Linked DNA regions of Homo sapiens: regions 1 and 3 are each linked to region 2. The links are chromatin loops, found by intact Hi-C in ENCODE. Cell type or tissue: B cell. All regions are shown on one strand. Region 1 overlaps RPH3A (rabphilin 3A). Region 2 overlaps DTX1 (deltex E3 ubiquitin ligase 1). Region 3 has its middle 8.1 kb from the start of DTX1.

Evidence for each region. A loop is a pair of places that touch in the nucleus more often than their neighbours do. Peaks named below come from ENCODE experiments on the same cell type or tissue, not always from the same donor. Only the 100,000 strongest peaks of a DNase experiment are listed, where the experiment ranks them.
Region 1: a loop joins it to region 2, with 5 times the contacts of the local background. A loop is called at or near these places in 7 of 110 quality-filtered maps.
Region 3: it touches region 2 in a loop (23-fold over the local background); 72 of 110 quality-filtered maps call a loop at or near these places.

What each region holds. Positions count from the first base shown.
Region 1 is chr12:112,898,449-112,902,448 of GRCh38, reverse strand. It overlaps RPH3A (rabphilin 3A), which reads right to left. Exons shown (of 22, transcript NM_001143854.2): 22 at 3,568-4,000. Among named protein-coding and RNA genes, the nearest start is that of OAS1, 6.5 kb to the left of the region's middle. In B cell, CTCF peaks have their summits at 1,764 and 1,965 (motif pointing left); a DNase peak (open chromatin) is centred at 1,948; H3K4me3 peaks cover 43 bases; H3K27ac peaks cover 165 bases.
Region 2 is chr12:113,096,127-113,100,126 of GRCh38, reverse strand. DTX1 (deltex E3 ubiquitin ligase 1) reads right to left here. Exons shown (of 10, transcript NM_004416.3): 10 at 2,102-3,412. The coding sequence ends at 3,188. It overlaps RASAL1 (RAS protein activator like 1), which reads left to right. Exons shown (of 21, transcript NM_001301202.2): 21 at 59-849. The coding sequence ends at 198. Among named protein-coding and RNA genes, the nearest start is that of RASAL1, 38 kb to the left of the region's middle. RefSeq lists enhancers at 1,618-1,877, 2,094-2,635. In B cell, a CTCF peak has its summit at 1,623 (motif pointing right); a DNase peak (open chromatin) is centred at 1,606; H3K27ac peaks cover 567 bases.
Region 3 is chr12:113,046,600-113,050,599 of GRCh38, reverse strand. No RefSeq gene overlaps it. Among named protein-coding and RNA genes, the nearest start is that of DTX1, 8.1 kb to the left of the region's middle. RefSeq lists an enhancer at 434-603 and a silencer at 1,672-1,791. In B cell, CTCF peaks have their summits at 311 (motif pointing right) and 1,806 (motif pointing left); DNase peaks (open chromatin) are centred at 369 and 1,729; H3K27ac peaks cover 1,041 bases.

The DNA of each region.
Region 1 (4,000 bases), 200 kb after region 2:
TGTAGTCAGAGAACAAAAAGGGGAAGTGACTTATTCAAGATCACACAGCAGATATGGACAAGAGCCAAGCAAAAGATACCTCTTTTTTTTTTTTTTTTTTTTTTTTTTTTTTTTTTGAGACAGAGTCTCACTCTGTTGCCCATGCTGGAGTGCAGTGCCATAATCTTGGCTCACTGCAACCTCCACCTCCTGGGATCAAGCAATTCTCCTCCCTCAGCCTCCCGAGTAGCTGGGATTACAGGTGTCTGCCACCACACCCAGCTAATTTTTTGTATTTTTAGTAGAGACGGGGTTTCACCATGTTGGCCAGGCTGGTCTCAAACTCTTGTGATCCACCTGCCTTGGCCTCCCAAAGTGCTGGGATTACAGGCGTGAGCCACCGCACCCGGCCAAAAGATACCTCTTATGTACATACTTTTGCTTTCATGGTACTCTTTTTAAAAATTATTATTTTTATTTATTTTTTTTTGAGACGGAGTTTCACTCTTGTTGCCTAAGCTGGAGTGCAATGGCATGATCTCAGCTTACCACAACCTCCACCTCCCAGGTTCAAGTGATTCTCCTGCCTCAGCCTCCCAAATAGCAAGGATTACAGGTGCCCGCCACCACGCCTGGCTAATTTTTTGTATTTTCAGTAGAGACAGGATTTCACCATATTGGCCAGGCTGGTCTTGAACTCCTGACCTCAGGTGATCCACCTGCCTGGCCTCCCACAGTGCTGGGATTGCAGGCATCAGCCACCATGCCTGGTCAAAAATTATTTTTAATTATTATGAATACATAAGAGTTGTACATATTTATGGGGTGCATGCAATATTTTGGACACAGGTGTATGATGTGTCACAATCACATCAGGGTAATTGGGGTGTCCATCACCTTGAATGGCTTGCTTAACCTCATCAAGCCAATGTCCCTGGCAGATCTGATTGAGCTGAGCAAGGGTCAGCCTGGCAGGTTTCAGAGCATTGAGTGTTTAATCCACTTGGCGGTAAGCCCAGCCGCAATTGGGCCTGCACTGCTTTCACCAGGAACCACCAGCCCTGTGACCTGCCCCTTTTCCTGGCCTCCCTTTTGTCATCCCTGATGGGAAACCAGACCTCAGCAACTTGATCTTGCCTCTGACTCCTACTCAGAACAAACATCTCTAGATGTTGGCTGAATTTCTGTGGGCACCAGCAGGAGAGTCTGCTCCCATCTGTGCAGAGACCTTGGAGATCTGATTTCTGCCTCACCTGAACTTCACCCACTTTCAGCTCCAACGTCCTGTTTTCAACCAATGCCAGTTCAAGAGCATTTTCCCCGATGCAAGCTGCGTGAGGGAGCCCAAGTTTAGGGGCTGGCAAGCGGAGGTGGCACTTGTCAAGTCTCTACTACGTGCCAGGTACTCTCGATGGACTGTACCGTTAACATCTCTCAGCAACTCTTTGAAATATTTATTACTCCAGCTGAGGAAACTGATACTCAGTGAGGCTAAATGACTTGGCCAAGTTCCCATAGCTAGAAAGTGTCAGTCAGAATTTGAATGCTGGACTTAATTGAAATTTTGGCTCGCGTTCTTTTCAGGGCAGATGCTTTCCAACACACCATATAGCCACTTACAGAGTGTTTTATTTCAATGGGGTCAGCCAGGGGTCAGGGGTGGGGCAGCACAATTAGCTAGATCAGGTGTACTAATATTTATGAAAACTTTCCTCCTGTATGTTCATCTCAGTCTGTTAGGCTTGTCTGCATATAAATGAAGATCAACCAGTTTAAGGATGGAAATTAGGCTTCTTTTTAACCGCCACCCATGACTGACTGGTGGTGGCTCCCTGGAACCCTGGGTTGAGAGGGACTCAGAGGCTGCTTGTAGGTTCTGTAGGAAAGATGCCGTATTGATTAGTGATGTCTGCCAGGAGCACAGGGAGAATGGCAAGTGTCTCCAGCTGTTCCTGTGAGGCTTCTAAGGACATAATTAGCACCTCTCTCCACCTAGTGGCAGCTAGCTAAATTGCCACCAGGAAAAACTGATCAACTTTTTGGGTAGTGGTTTTCAAAGTCATCATGAAGGTGGAAATCACAAGGCATCAACCAGGAAATATTTTCTTTTTCTTTTTTTTTTTTTTTTTGAGGCGGCGTCTTACTCTGTCACCCAGGTTGGAGTACAGTGGTATGATCTCAGCTCACTGCAACCTCCACCTCCCAGGTTCAAGCTATTCTCCTGTTTCAGCCTCCCGAGTAGCTGGCACTACAGGTGCACGCCACCACACCTGGCTAATTTTTGTATTTTTAGTAGAGACAGGGTTTCACCCTGTTGGCCAGACTGGTCTCGAACTCTTGACCTCAGGTGATTCACCCACCTCGGCCTCCCAAAGTGCTGGGATTATAAGCATGAGCTGCTGTGCCCGGCCAGAAAATATTTTCAACTATACACCTTATCCTCAGGGTTTAGCAGAATCTGTGGGGAAAGAAATCTCCCAAGTGAGACTAACATGCCAGCTTTTGCTTTTGAGGGCACAAACAGGAAATGGTCTCAAAGAAAAGAGAATTATCTGTGGGACAGAATTGATGGCTCCTTCTTGAAGTAACCATTACTGATAAATTGCTTAAGCACTTTGGGGATGGATTATAGTGTGATTAAGAATTCTAGAGGCCGGGTGTAGTGGCTCACACCTGTAATCCCAAAACTTTGAGTAGCCAAGGCAAGTGGATCACCTGAGGTCAGGAGTTTGAGACCAGCCTGACCAACATGGCGAAACCCTGCCTCTACTAAAAATATAAAAATTAGCCGGGTGTGGCGGCAAGCACCTGTAGTCCCAGCTACTCGGGAGGCTGAGGCAGGAGAATCACTTGAACCCGGGAGGTGGAGGTTGCAGTGAGCAGAGATTGTGCCACTGTACTCCAGCCTGAGGGACAGAGGGAGACTCCATAATAAAAAAAAAAAAAAAAAAGATTTTTTTTTTCTGGAGAGTCAGTTGCTGACTCAGTTCACCTTCAGGACTATCGAGAATCTCCAATGAGAGAATCATTGTAGGTTGGAAGGTGCTACAATGCAAGGGAGGCATTTGATGGTCCATGCTCATCGATCAGTGTGTGAAGAACACTGGATTCTGGGAGTCCAACGATCGAACTCCTTTCCTGGTATTGCCTTTGTTTAACACTGGACATGGCATTTTCTTCTCTGGACCTTGGTTTCTTCATCTGTCTAAAAAGTGAGTTGATTGAACTAGGTTGTGGCTCAATTGTATGTTCTCTTTTAGCTTTGGCAATTTCTGATTCTGCAACCACCTGGGACGTTTCCCAGGTCTTGTAGCAGCAGGAGGAGGATGAGGATGTTGCCCTCCTGTTTGGTAGGCACCAGCAAAAAGTATTCTTCTAGAAGGGTTTGGAGTCAGCCAAGTTACCTTAGGCCCACCTGCCCAAGATAAAATCCACCATAAAGCAAACTCCTCGTGGGCAGAGAACACATCTGTCGCCAGTGCCTGGAACATAGTAGATGCTCATTAAGTACTGACTATCAGAATAGCATATGTCCTGGTGGGGAGGAGGACTTCGCAGAAACCAGAAAGGAAAACTGCAGACCACTCGTTTTCTTGGATGCTCCTACTTTATTTTTGGCTACATCATCACAAAGAAAGATGCTGGGTGGTTGTGCATGCACCGGAGGACGTGTGTGTATTCTAGGCAGGGAGGTGGTTACATTTGTCGGGGACAGCGGGCACCCAGACTAGGGGCACTGTGAGCTTGCTGCATGCTGATTCCAGCGCCTACACCAGCATCAGGCTTGGGCGACACAGCCAGCATGCTGTCTCCTAAGGGGAAACTGTGGTGAGGGAGGTGGGCTGAGAGTAGGTGCCACCAGGGACTAATGGGGAAAGATAAGGTCAAAAGGAAAGATGGCAGCCAGGAAGCTGTTGGCCACCTTGGGGAAGGTGAAGAGCTCGATGTTTAGAAAATGGTTATTCAAGGCAAGAAATGAGTCCTCCCATGAATTGTGCAGGGAGCTGAGGGTGGAGGGCGT
Region 2 (4,000 bases):
GTTACAGCAGCCTGCCCTGGACTGGCTGAGCCCCTGTGGCCTCTTGTCTCCCTCCTAGGGGCCTGTCCTGAGGTCCTGGCCCGGCAAAGAGCAGCAACTGCCCGCCTGCTGGAGGTGCTCGCAGACCTGGATCGTGCCCACGAGGAGTTCCAGCAGCAGGAGCGAGGGAAGGCGGCCCTGGGCCCCCTTGGCCCCTAAGGAAATGCCAGAGCTAGCCCGGAAGGAGGAGCAAGAGCCAGGGGGCCCTCTTCAGCGCATCCTGCCCCGGGAGTCTCCTGTCTCCTTGGACCTCTTTGATTCTGTGGTTTGGAGGCTCCCAGAGACGTGCCTAGTCCTGTGTGCCTTGAGTCCAGAACTCAGGGCATGGAAGCCCTTTGGCAGGGGCCAGCCTTGCACTGAGTGAAACTTGCCCTCTGGCTTGATTCAGACTGGAGTGGATAGGATAAGGAACCTGACTTATTTGACTGAGACTGGGGTCTCTACTTCACCAAACTGGCCTCTATCCATACCAAGGAGGCCAGCCTGGCCCTGAGCTGCTGGATACAGCTGGACCTGAATTCCTGATGCCCATGTGATGTTGTTGCCCCAGATGGGCACTAAATGGCCTCACTCCTTCCTGTTTTCATGTCTGCTAATCCCTATAACCTCACTGATTCTTCTGTACCCTGCCCTTGGCCTAGGACTCCAACCACAAGCTTCCAGAATCAGGTGCCCTCAGGAAGAACCAAGGCTGGGTGGGGGTCCAGTGTGCCAAACTCAGACCCTTGGAGCCTGGGAGACCTTGGGCCAGGCTGTTTATCTCTCTCTGGGTCTCAGATTACCCTGTATAAAAAGAGGAGGGAAAGTCTAGATGTGTGGTTTTCAAACTGGATTCCAATGAGGTAGTTCAAGAACAAGGGAGGAGTTTCTCTGACTGTGGGCCAAAGACCACCCGCTAGAATGTCTGCTAGAAATGCAGATTTCTGAGGCCCAGCCAGCTACTGACTCAGAATCTGAGGGTATATGAAGGCAAGAATCAGGGTTATTTAACAGATTCCGTAGGTCATTTGGATGAGTATCAGCTTTGAGGACCACAGGCCTGGGGAATGGGCAATTTTATTTTATTTTGTTTTTAGAGTTGGGGGTCTCACTCTGTTGCCCAGGCTGCAGTACAGTGGCATGATCATAGGTCAGTGCACCCTCAAACTTCTGGACTTCAGTGATCCTCCCACGTTAGCCTCCAGAGCAGCTGCGACTACAGGTGCAAGCCATCACGCCTGGCTAATTTTTAAATTTTTGTAGAGATGGGGGGTCTCACTATGTTGCCCAGGCTGGTCTCAAGCTCCTGGCGTCAAATGAGCCTCCCGCTTCGGCCTCCTTAGTTGCTGGGATTACAGGTGTGAGTCAGTGCCTGGCTTGCAATTTTATATGCCAGAGTTTGGGTTGAGGTTTTGTCTGAGAATGAACCACGGAGTACAAATGTTTGGGAACATGTGACTGGCAGAACTGGAAGGGCCTCCAAGGACTCGTTTCCGGTGTTGTGTCACTAGGGGGTGGGACAGAAACCAAAGCCTACCTGGCAGGGGATCAAGTGGACCAGGAAAGACACGGCGCTATCCCGAGGGTGGCCAGCAGGGGTTGCCCGAAGCCGCAGCATCCACCAGAACTACAGGGGCGTCCTGGCATGTTGCAGAGAGGCTGATTTAAGGCTGGGGTCCATCCCTGTTTTTCCCTAGTTAGAACCTGACCCTCCTCCCCAAGGACAGGGTCCTGACAAGCTCTGAGATCCTGATGAGCTGATCACAGTGTCTCCCAGCTCCTCCGTATTTCCCTCGAGGCTCCCAGCTCTGCACCTGAGTTCCTTGTTTCTTGTCATTGTGCCAGGGAGCAGATGTGTGCATTGCCTTGTGCTCTTGTGAAAGAGAAGGGCACTTTCACCTCTGCATTCTTGGAGACTAGGACTAGGAGGGTCTGCCACTGCTTCACCGCCCCCACCCCTTCCAGCCCGAGGCAAGGACCCTGAAGTCATTCTCTTGCAAGCCATCACTCCCCAACGGGGCTGACTGCAGCCCCCAGGAACAGAGCCACCCACCCCTCTCTTGGCAGGAAAAGACCAGGCGAGGAGGAGAAAGACCATTTATTTCTCCACCCACAGTGGGACTGGTAGGTTTTGAAAAGAGCAATCGCTGGCATCCCTTTAAATCTTGGCTGACTCCCACCGTGGCAGCCAATCAGCAGAGGCGGAGCTGGTGAGTTGCCTGGGCAACAGGCCCCTGGTTGGCCGAAGACAATTAGCCACCCCACTGCCCACTCCCAACGAAAGGGAAATTGACTCTCTGCTGTCCACTCTGCTTTAAAATACATCGGCCCAAACTAGGCCTCCTCCTTTCGCTCCTGAAGTCAGAAGCGCCAGCCTTTGGCTCTCAAAATTGGGAGCGATTTGGTGGAGAGGATGGGGTAGGGAGGATGGGAGAACAGCGCCTTTATCTGGGACAGACAGAAGGCCTGGAGATGGGAAGGGAGAAGGAGATCAGAGTCCAGAGAGATGAAGAGGCACAGACACAAAATCAGGACCCTCTAGTCCCCGCTCGTGCTGGCCATTCTTTTGTAGAACTGCTCAGTCATCTGGGGGCTTCCACCCCATGGGCCCACAATTGCCCAATCAGTGGGTGGCAGACATGGGTGATGACACGGAATGGGTGAGGCATCTGGGGTACACTGAGTTTCCCGAGTCCCTCTTTGCCCCCCGAGCCCTGGCAGGCCCCTAAGGGCTTGCCCCGCATCCTCCAGTTTGCAGACAAGGCTGTACAGATGCAACTGAGACACAGATGGGGATCCACATGGGGGGGTCATGGGGTCTTTCTGTCTCTTCTCTTCCAGCCTGGGGGCAAGTACAGGCACGTGGGTGTGCGTGCATGAGTTCAACAGGACATGTGTGTTTGTGTGTGAGGGGGCGGGTCTCTGTCTTTTTGGTAGGGAGGTTTCCAGTACTCTCTGCTTGGCCCTCTCAGGGAGCTATGATTCGGGGCCAGCCTGACATGCCATCTCTCTTCATCCCAGCTGCCACCAGGCAGGTCCCCTGAATGGCTGCGGCCCCTTCCGCAGGCTCCTCCCCAGCCCTGAACCTGGGCTACCAGGACACACCTGGCGAAGGAGGCATTTGCCGGACCAGGGGCAAAGCAGGAGGGAAGGTGGGCAGCCTTGGGCCTCAAGCCTTGGCTGCAGCCTCGGATACGCCCTGGGCTGTGAGCTCAGCCAGCACGTTGTCTAGGTAGCTAGCGTCCGGGTAGCCGTGGCCCGTGAGGTTGGATCCAAACTCGGTCTTGTGGTGGATCTCGTTCCACACCACGGTGTCCGACTCGCCCGTGGTGTTGGACGTGCCGATAGTGAAGATGAGTCTTCTCTCCCAGGCCGTGATGAGCAGCCGCAGCACCTGGGGGGACAGGGACACAGTGGGGCCGGGAGGAGGTCACAGGCAGCTTCCAGCCCACCAGCCTCAGCCTCCCTCCCTCCCCTGCCACATCATGGCTACCTTATGGCTTCGTCCATTAGCACCAACTACGTACTGCTGGCTTGGCCATTTCCTTTGCATTTGTATTTCCTGAACTTCCAGTAAAAGCTCTTTCCAAGTTACTTATGTTTGTTTTTTCTTTTCTTTTCTTTCCTTTTCTTTTTTTTCTTTTTCTTTTTTTTTTTTTTTTTTTTTTTGAGGCAGAGTCTTGCTGTGTTGCTCAGGCTGGAGTGCAGCAGTGCAACCAGAGCTCACTGCAGCCTCGAACTCCTGGGCTCCAACAATCGTCCCACATCAGCCTCTCCAAGTCTCACTATGTTGCCCAGATTGGTCTCAAACTCCTGGCCTCAAGTGATCCTCCCACCTCGGCCTCCCCAAGTGCAGGGATTACAGGTGTGCACCACTGCGCTTGGCCTGCCTGTTTTTTTTTTTGTGATGGAGTCTTGCTCTGTCACCCAGGCTGGAGTGCAGTGGGGTGATCTCGACTCAGTGCAACCTCTGCTTCCTGAG
Region 3 (4,000 bases), 50 kb after region 2:
GTTTTTTCTGTTTTTGAGACAGGGTCTTGCTCTGTTGCCCAGGCTGGAGTGCAGAGGCACAATCACAACTCACTGCAGCCTCAACCTCACTTGCTCAATTGACCCTTCCATCTCAGCCTCCCAAGTAGCTAGGACTACAGGTGTGCACCACCACACCTGGCTAATTTTTGTATATTTTGTAGAGACGGGGTTTGGCCATGTTGTCCAGACTGGGGTTGCAACTTTAATCAGCTTGTCAGGGAAGGTACTACCCAGGTGACATCTGAGCCATGACTTGAAGGAGAGTAGCGAATAAGGGGAGATCTGAGGAAGAGGGTACTGGGTAGAGGGCACAGCAGGTACGAAGGCCGCTAGGTGGCAGGGTGCTTGACATGCTGTAGGAATGGCAGGGAGGTCAGTGGGCTGGAGGAAGTGAGTGCAGCCATGTGAGAAGCAGGCGTAGGGAGGGAGAGAGATGGAGACACGGGGGAGAAGAGAGGGAGAATGTTTCCTGCGTTTCCCAAGGGGTTCTTCCCAGCGACTGGCTATTCAACTTTTCCTTAGGTTCCATGAGGCACCCCAGTTTCCTTGAGGTGGTTTAATGGGGTTTCTATTACTTGTAAGCCAGTGAGTCCTACCTGGTGAAATCACTGGCCCTGTGGCCAGAAGATCATGGTGTGAGTTTCTTCAAGAAAGATTTCTTAAGAGAAACTGCAAACTGGAGGGTTGGTGCTCGCACAGCAGAAGCCCCTGGGAGATGGAAGGGGACCCAGGCGGCATCGGCTAAGGGGTATGGAATAGCAGTTAGCCCATTCATGGAGTGATTTCTAGGTACAGGGATTTTATTACACTCTTCTTTTCTTTTGAGACAGGGTCTCGCTCTGTCACTCAGACTGGAGTGCAGTGGCATGATCTCAGCTCACTGCAACTTCCTCCACCCAGGTTCAAGTGATTCTCTTGCCTCAGCCTCCCAAGTAGCTGGGATTACAGGCATGAGCCACCATGCCTGGCTAATTTTTGTATGTTTAGTAGAGACAGGGTTTCACCATGTTGGCCAGGCTGTTCTCAAACTCCTGACCTTAAGTGATCCACCTCGGCATCCCAAAGTGCTGGGATTACAACCCTGAGCCACCTTATTATGCTCTTTTAATCCTCCCAACAACTCTGACAGGCATTATTACAGATTTTACAGGTGGGGAAACTGAGGCAGTAGAGGTTGTGGCATACACAGTGAGTATTTGAGCCTGAAAACCCCAGGTCTGGCTGACCTCGGAGCTCTTGCACCTGGGATATGAGGTGTCTGATCTATTTCCATTGTGGTGTCCCTTTGTCTTTGGGGACCACAGTTTCTCTCCTTTATAGTGTGGGTGGGTGGGTCCTTGCCTCCTGTCCTCTCTTCCCCAGCTCCTGGGCCATCGAGAAGGCCTATGAGCAGCCAGGCGAAGTGGGAACACTCAATCTGGAATTCGCTGTGTCTCCAACGTGGAGAGAAGGAACCCAGAGAAAGAACGGGGTTTAGAGTTAGTGTGGCCTGGGGTGTGGTGGAAGTTTAGTGTGGCTAGGGGACTAAGAGAGGGAGTTGGGGGGAGGTGTGTTTGTGTGTGTGTGTGTGTGTGTGTGTGTGTGTGTGTTGCTTATGCAGAGCTGGTTCATTTGGGGAAGGGTGGGGGGAGCAGAAAAGAGAGAGGAACCCTAGACCTTTTCCTCCCTGTACAAATCAACCGCCTGAGTCCAGCAGGCAGGGCCGGGAAATGAAATGGGAGCGTGTGTATAGAACGCCCCCTAGTGGTCTATTTTGGTCCCTCGTTCTAATGCTGGAGACATTTCCAGATAATTTATTTTTAATTTTTTTGTTGCAGTAAACATGCATACCATAAAATTTACCATCTCAATTCTATCTAAGCTAAGTGTTAAGCATATACACATTGTCTTACAACCGATTTCTGTACTTTTTCATCTTGCAAAACTGAAACTGTACCCTTTAAACAAGAATTTTCCCATTTTCCCCTCCCTCCAGGCTGTAGCACCCACTGTTCTACTTTCTGTCTCTAAGAACTTGACTAGTCCAGTACCTCCTATAAGTGGAAGCATGCAGTGTTTGCCTTTTTGTGCCTGGCTTATTTCACTGAGCGTAATGTCCTCAAGGTTTCCCCATGTTGTAGCTGTGTCGGGATTCTCTTCCTATTTAGGGCGAAGCATATTCCACTGTAGGTATAGACCACATTTTGTTATCTATTTGTTATCTGTTCATCTGTCAGTGGACCCTTGAGTTGCTTCTACCTGTTGGTCATTGTGAATAGAGCTGTTATGAGTATGGGTGTACAAATATCTCTTCCAGACTTTGTTGTCACTTCTTTTGGGTGTATCCCCAGAAGCGAGATTGCTGGATCATATGTGCTAGACTGAACTCCCCGCTCCCCTTTTCATATGTTGAAGCCCTCACCTGCAATGTGACTGTATTTGGAGATAGGGCTTTTAGGAGGTAATTAAGATCATAAGGGGCTGGGCGCTGTGGCTCACGCCTGTAATCTCAGCACTTTGGGAGGCAGAGATGGATAGATCACTTGAGGTCAGGATTCGAGACCAGGCTGGACCAACATGGTGAAACCTCGTCTCTACTAAAAATACAAAAATTAGCCAGGTGTGGTGGCACGCTCCTGTAGTGCCAGCTTCTCCGGAGGCTGAGGCAAGAGAATCCCTTGAACCCTGGAGAGAGAGGTTGCAGTGAGCCAAGATCGCGCCACTGCACTCCAGCCTGGGTGACAGAGTGAGACTCCTTTTCAAAAGAAAAAAAAATCAAAAGGGGTCATAAGGATGGAGTACTAACTTGATAAAAATGGGTAGCCTTATAAGAAGAGGAGAGACAGGGATCTCTCTTTCTCCTTCCCTGTGCATACAGGCAATGAGGAATGGCTGTGTGAGGGAGTATCAAGAAGACAGCAGCCTGTAAGCCAGGGATGGGGGTCTCACAAGAACCAGACCATGCTGGCACCCTGATCCCAAACTTCCAGCCTCCAGAACTGTCGGAAGTAAATTTCTGTTGTTTAAGCCACCAGTCTATGATATTTTCTTTTCTCTTTTCTTTTCTTTTCTTTCTTTCTTTCTTTCTTTCTTTCTTTCTTTCTTTCTTTCTTTCTTTCTTTCTCTCTCTGTCCTTCTTTCTCCTTCCTTCCTTCCTTCCTTCCTTCCTTCCTTCCTTCCTTCCTCCCTCCCTCCCTCCCTCCCTCTCTCTCTTTCTTTCTTTATTTTTTGACAGCCTTGCTTTGTCTCCCAGGCTGGAGTGAAGTGGTGCAACCTTGGTTCACTGCAACCTCCACCCCCCGGGTTCAAGCGATTCTCCTACCTCAGCCTATCAGGTAGCTGGGACTACGGGTGCACGCCAACACGCCCGGCTAATTTTTTGTATTTTTAGTAGAGATAGGGTTTTGCCATGTTGGCCAGGCTGGTCTTGAACTCCTCACCTCAGGTGATCCACTCACCTTGGCCCCCCAAAGTGCCGGGATTACAGGTGTGAGCCACCACACCCGGCCTGATATTTTCTTATGGCAGCCAGAGTGAATACAATATAGTAATTCTATTTTTAATTTTTGAGGAACTGTCATACTGTTCCCAGAGCATTTTACAGGCCCACCGAGAGTACACAGGGTTCCAATGTTTCTACATCCTCACCAACACTTGTTATTTTCTTTCTTTTCTTTTATTAAAATAATAGTAGCCATCTGAGTGGGTTTTCCAGGTAGTTTTTCTCCCAGCCACCAATGAGGCCTCCTGTGTGCCCAACACCAGGCTGAATATGTCACATGCCCAGTGGTTAGTATCATTCCCATTTTACAGATAAGGACACTGTGGTTTGATGGGACAAGTAACTAACTCAGTGTCACCAATGAGTAAGTGCTGCATGCATCACTGGCTCCAAGTTGGATTTCTTGACTCTAAAGTCAAGAATCCTAATGGAAATCCTATTAATCTTGGTGATGATGGTGGTGATGATGACAAGTAGCAATTACAGAGCATTACTCCT